2 separate regions of the Homo sapiens genome follow, and region 2 is linked to region 1. Evidence: chromatin loops called from intact Hi-C (ENCODE). Cell type or tissue: MCF 10A. All regions are shown on one strand. Links, peaks and the distances in the headings refer to the core of each region. The heading gives the core; the rest is flanking DNA.

Region 1 (2,922 bases), core at 259-2,758:
AATATGTTCAGGGTTTAATGTTGTGTCCTGATATTTTTCTGTATGAATCTTATATCCCCAAAGTCTGACCAGAGTTGATAGAAATAGATCTTTCCCTTACAGGGAAGGAAATTTTAGTGGAATAGGTCTTCCTTTCTGAATGTAACATTTTCACATAGTGTTTGTTAATTCATGGATGTATAGCTATTCTTGAGTTTACCATGCGATGTTGGTTAAATCATAACTGAAGTCTATTCTCTAGTTTACCAAGGGTCAAAGCCTATTTCATTTAAGCCACACTTGTACTCATTATATACGGCAAGGTATAAAAAGCCAAAAACTACAGAGTACAGAAATGTTCTATACACTCATGGACTGATAGATAATTATGGGTGTGGTTCCCTTTAGTAGAGCTACCATCTCCATTACAGATCCACCATTAGGCCAAATTCCGATATCCGTAGCATGTTTTCTCTCATCCTCATTCAGTCTTTCCTACTGCCATTGTGTTTCTATCTACAATTGCAGAGAAAGTCCATCTAAATTCATGATTTCATTTGGGTCACTTATAATTGCCTATTTTGATTCCCATGAGAACCTGGCATTAAATGGTTAAACAGTAGACAAAAGGTGGCATTACTCGGAAGAGGCCTTAAAACACAAGAATATAATACAACTATGTCTGTAATTTAGTAAATATAGTCAATATGGTAAATTTTAGTGTTGAATTAACATATGAAACAAAATAAATGTACCACCATATAAGAATAAAATCAGTCCTCCAGAGAGCTAGCAGATGGTTAAGCTTGGATTTAGAGGTCTAAGAATTGTCTTGTTACTTCTATAACCTTCATGATACCCTCTTACCTTCTCATCTAGGTGTGTAACATGCATCCCACCCAAAACATGTGCTTGCAAATAATGCTTTAGAGAGTAACATGAACTTAGACAAGCCTATGGACCATCTGAATTCAGAATCTGCTTTTACCTGTGGCCACAGAGGTCTATTTACCTCCAATCTCTAGCAGTCTACTAGACTTAACTGATCCCATAAAGCTGTACCAAAATTCTTCCAACTCTTCAAATGCAAAAAAAAAAAAAAAAAAAAAAAAAACAGCCTTCTGTTTTTGGAGTTCTACCTCTGGCAGTTTCTTCCTACTTCACTCTCACGAATTCAGGGCACAGTAAATGTCTCTTACCAGGCTAGCTCAGCTTCTATGATATACTCTCATAGTATGCTAGTATGCTCTTTGTTTCTCTGTTAACACCCACACACACTGTAATAAACTCAGTTTGTGTAATAGTACAATGAGTTTAGAGATGAGATGATACAAGGTTGGCATCTAGAATGAAACAACTTCCCTCAGAGGTCCTCAGAATTCCCTGGGAGTGGCAGCCTCTCAAGCAGCACTGTCTTGGTACATTCTGTGGCCATTGCGAAATTCCCCAAACATTCTGTAACAAAGGTTATAAAGATGGTCCTTGATTGGCAGGTGTCGAGGGAGAACTTTGCAAAAGAATTTTATGCAAAATTGGAGTTGAGTTCCAGGGTAGACTGGGTACGGACCTCATCCTCACTGGTTAGAAACAATGGAAAACCCCACATGGAAAGTCGCTGGTTTAACAGCATTGAGGCAGGTTGGATCCCAGGGCCAGAAGAGGAAAGTGATTAAAATAAGATAGGAGATGGTGTTTCACCATTTCCTTACTCAGACTCTATTTGTATCACCTAAAATTCCTCGGATATGCGCTTCCTGGGGAAGTGACTCATTCCTTCTCATGACTGCTTCATGCAGAACACATAATATCTTAGGTAAAGGTAGTAAATACATTTTTAGGTCTGTCACAAAGGGCTGCCATTTTTGCCCTCTGTCACATCTGGTATCATCTCCTAGGTACCAAATTAATTGTTTTTGTTCTCATTTTTTAGGAATTTACTGGCCACTAAATAATCATGTCAACCAGCCTGTTTTTGACTGGAGGCTTAGGGAAACACTGTGCTGGGAGGAAACAGTCCCAAACTCCTTTCGCTGTAATTTCAATCTTGTTCTTGTTTTATGTGGCTTTCCCTTGATTGTTAGATACACATATTTCTGGTAGGATCTTTTTCTTCTTCCTTTCTTCTCTACTGCTATTCCAAGGACTTAAATTTCCAGTCAAGTACCTCCTAACCCCACATTTCTTTATAGATTAATCTTACAGTATAATCACACATTTTTAAGGAATCCTTTCTACTAAATAATAACTAACATTTGTTGAACTTTTACTATAGACTTGGCACCATTTTAGGCACTTTACATGTATTCGCTCTTTTGATCTGTATAGTAACTCTGTGGAGAAAGGTACTCTGCATGCTCTATAAATGAAGCAATTGAGACACAAACACAGCTAGTAAATGACAGACTGGGATTCAAAGCCACAGAGTCTAGCTTCAGAGCCCAAATTCTTAGCTACATCATTTTAATACGATTCAAGTGTCATCAATGGGGTTAAATATATGCCAGCCCCATCACAAGATACAGCAAAATAATAGCAAGCACTTCACACAAAGCTAAGATCCAGATTAAAAGTTTGTGTTGAAATCACTAAATTAGCAATTTCAACTTCTGAAACATAAATTGGATTGTAATAGATATCAATGGGAGGTCTTTGTTTAATCTGGGAAAATAATTATAGTCACCAATGGTATGGCACCTGCTATAAATAGGAAAAAGCAGTGGCACAGATCTACTGATGACTGGTACTATCGTATCTACTTTGGGAGATATGGATTTAATATTGGATCCAAAGCTGATTTTTAAAGGTCTGACCTTTAAAAATCTACTTTCCTAAGGCTCCATTTCCTCATATAAAAATGGTGCTGGGAAAAAACATTTCGCTAGATGTCTACTACATGACAAGCTCTCTGTTGATAATGTGGATGCATTACTTCATTTAATAGTC
Region 2 (2,922 bases), core at 137-2,636, 53 kb after region 1:
AGCTCCTTCCTGACCTCTCACAACATTCGGCACTGCAAACTGACCTCATCTTCCCTTTCCTCCTGCTATCATGTCCCGTGCAATTCTGAACTCTTTTCTTGATTCCTTTCAAAAATTCTGGTTTTTTCCTCCTTCTTGCAAATGTATCCATTTTTCAAGAGGCTAAACTGAACCGTCTTCCTTCCTTCCCCTTTGGCCAAGCCATTCCTTGCCGAGTTTATATTATTGCTTATTTATATTATTGCTCATCCCCTATTTTTCATGGTTCAGTTCCAGGTTAGTATTTCAACAGCCTGCTAGATGTTTGCACATGGGAGGGCCACTGATATTACAAAGTCAATCTTTGCAGAAGCAAACACATTATCTCTCTGTGTCTCCTCAACATGTCCTCTAACTTCTTTATTCTTGCCAACGACGCCATCATCTGACCAGTCCCATATACCCTATCTGATGACGACAGATAGTTTAAAAATAAGAAAATTTTGAATAGTTCTTAACATCTAATTTACTGAAAGTCTTGCTAAAAATAACCCTCATAATTTATCCTCATAAATGTTTCTCCTGACGTTCCTCTTCTTCAACACACTGCCTTAGCTGAGGTCTCCTTGTTTGGCCTCTTTACCATTGCACCAGACTTCTGATTTGTTTTCCTGCCCCAAATATCCTCTGGAATGGGAGGCACCAGATGTAAGGTAAAAATCCCTAAGACATTCCAATGATAAACCATCTATATTGGTCTTATTAATAATTCATGTCCCTAAATTCTTTGTTATCTCCCCCTTCAAGAGTTGGAGCCCAGTTCCTTCCTCTGACTCCTGCCCCTGCCCATGTTTGAGAGTAGGCGGGACTTAGTGACCCACTTCTTTTTTTTTTTTTTCCCTTGAGACGGAGTCGGGGTCTCACTCACTGGGCTCACTGCAACCTCCGCCTCCCGGGTTCAAGCGATTCTTCTGCCTCAGCCTCCCGAGTAGCTGGGACTACAAGCACATTCCACCATGCCTGGCTAATTTTCTGTATTTTTAGTAGAGACGGGGTTTCACTGTGTTAGCCAAGATGGTCTTAATCTCCTGACCTTATGATCTGCCCACCTTGGCCTCCCAAAGTGCTGGGATTATAGGCGTGAGCCACCACGCCTGGCCAGTGACCTATTTCTAATAATAGAATAGAGCAGAAGTGACAGGGTGCAACTTCAGGGACTAGGTCATTAAAAGCATGAGGCTTCCTCCTCATTCACTTTCTCTTGGAACGCTCTAGGGGAAGCTATGTCATGAAATGGCATGAAGACATTTAGGCAGCCTGTAGAAAAGCCCATGTGGTGAGGAACTAAATGTTCCAGTGAAAGCCATGAGATTGAGCTATCTTGGGGGATCCTCCGGCCCACTCAAGTCCTCCTACGATTGTAGTACTGGCCAACAGTTTGACCACAGCCTCATAAACCCTTGAGTCAGAATCACCTAGCTTACTCACTTCTGGATTTCTACCTCTTTGAAACTGCAGAAGTAACAATGTTTGTTTTTTTAAGCTGCAACATTCTGGGGCAATATCTTATGCAGTGATAGATAACTAATACACCATCCATCTTACACTCTGCTCCAAAGTAAACTTTAAAAGCAGAGTTCTGAGCATACCATTTCACTGCTAAAAACTTCTAAAGGCTTTGGAATTGAATTTTCGTCTCTTGATAAAGACCTATCTTTTCAGTCTGTTAGTTAAGGCCTTCCATGATCTATCACCAACCCATCTCTTTAGCTTTATATCCCAAAATACTCTCTATTGCCATTGCTGTTTCAGCCAATCTGGAAGATGATCTATTCTCTGTTTAATATGCTCTTTCCTATCTTAATCCTGTTCCCAAAAGAAATGTAGTAAAGTTTTTCATGATGATCAGAGAGGCTTTTAGCTTCATCATTATTTGAAAACTTTTTCCTTAAGGAAATACAGACATGAATGCTTCTCTTAAGTACAGCAGAAGGATAGAGACTTAGAATGAAAGATGAAGAGAAGAATATGTTTTGGGTCAGCTGGGTGCGGTGGCTCACGCCTATAATCCCAGCACTTTGGGGGGCTGAGGCGGGCGGATCACTTGAGGTCAGGAGTTTGGGACCAGGCTGGCCAACATGGCGAAACCCCGTCTTTACTAAAAATACAAAAAATTAGCCGGGCGTGGTGGTGCGTACCTGTAATCCCAGCTACTCAGGAGGCTGAGGCAGGAGAATCGCTTGAACCCAGGAGGCGGATGATGCTGTGAGCCGAGATCGCGTGCCCCTGCTCTCCAGCCTTGGCGGCAGAGTGAGACTCCATCTCAGAAACAAAGAATATGTTTTGCGTCATCTGGTATTTCTGCAGATGAGGACACTGGAACAACTATTTTGGTTGGTCAGGAGCGTGACTCCGTCCTCTTTTCTGCTCCATCTCTCTATTGACTTTGGGCCCACTTCTTCCAGAGCTGCTATTTCTGAACTGTGTCAGGGTGTCCACCACTCTGGCTCTGCTTGACCAGGATGTATATGAAACCTCCCTGATATTAAAAAATTGTGCTCGATTTCATTCGTCACCTGGCTAGAGAAATTTATCTCTAATCCTTTTCTTTCTTTTCTTTTATCCGTTATATGTTTAAGTGCTGTTCTTCATGCTTTTACTTTGAGGAAAGTGTGCTTATGCAAAAACAGTTAACATTTTAAATTTTACTAAAAAAACAAAATTCTATCTCAGTCCTTAGGCACTAGTAGCTGCTTTAGCAAAGGCAGAATTTTGATTTCTCCTGCCTGGTGCTTTTGCGTTTACGATGGGGGCATCTCAAGTCCTGTTACACTCTGTCCATTTAATTTAGTCATGTGAGTAAATTGAGGCCTGTTCTTGCTAGACTCTCCCATGGGAACAGAATAGTTAGGCATGAGTCAGCCATCTGATATGCCTTTAAAG

What was found. Hi-C counts contacts between places; a loop is a spot of excess contacts. Peaks named below come from ENCODE experiments on the same cell type or tissue, not always from the same donor. Only the 100,000 strongest peaks of a DNase experiment are listed, where the experiment ranks them.
Region 2: it touches region 1 in a loop (5-fold over the local background); 2 of 110 quality-filtered maps call a loop at or near these places.

The regions. Positions count from the first base shown.
Region 1 is chr10:106,505,359-106,508,280 of GRCh38, forward strand. No RefSeq gene overlaps it. Among named protein-coding and RNA genes, the nearest start is that of LINC02624, 370 kb to the left of the region's middle. In MCF 10A, for the core only: no CTCF peak of the experiment used is centred there; DNase peaks (open chromatin) are centred at 1,393 and 1,683.
Region 2 is chr10:106,558,247-106,561,168 of GRCh38, forward strand. No RefSeq gene overlaps it. Among named protein-coding and RNA genes, the nearest start is that of LINC02624, 420 kb to the left of the region's middle. In MCF 10A, for the core only: no CTCF peak of the experiment used is centred there; DNase peaks (open chromatin) are centred at 275 and 1,385.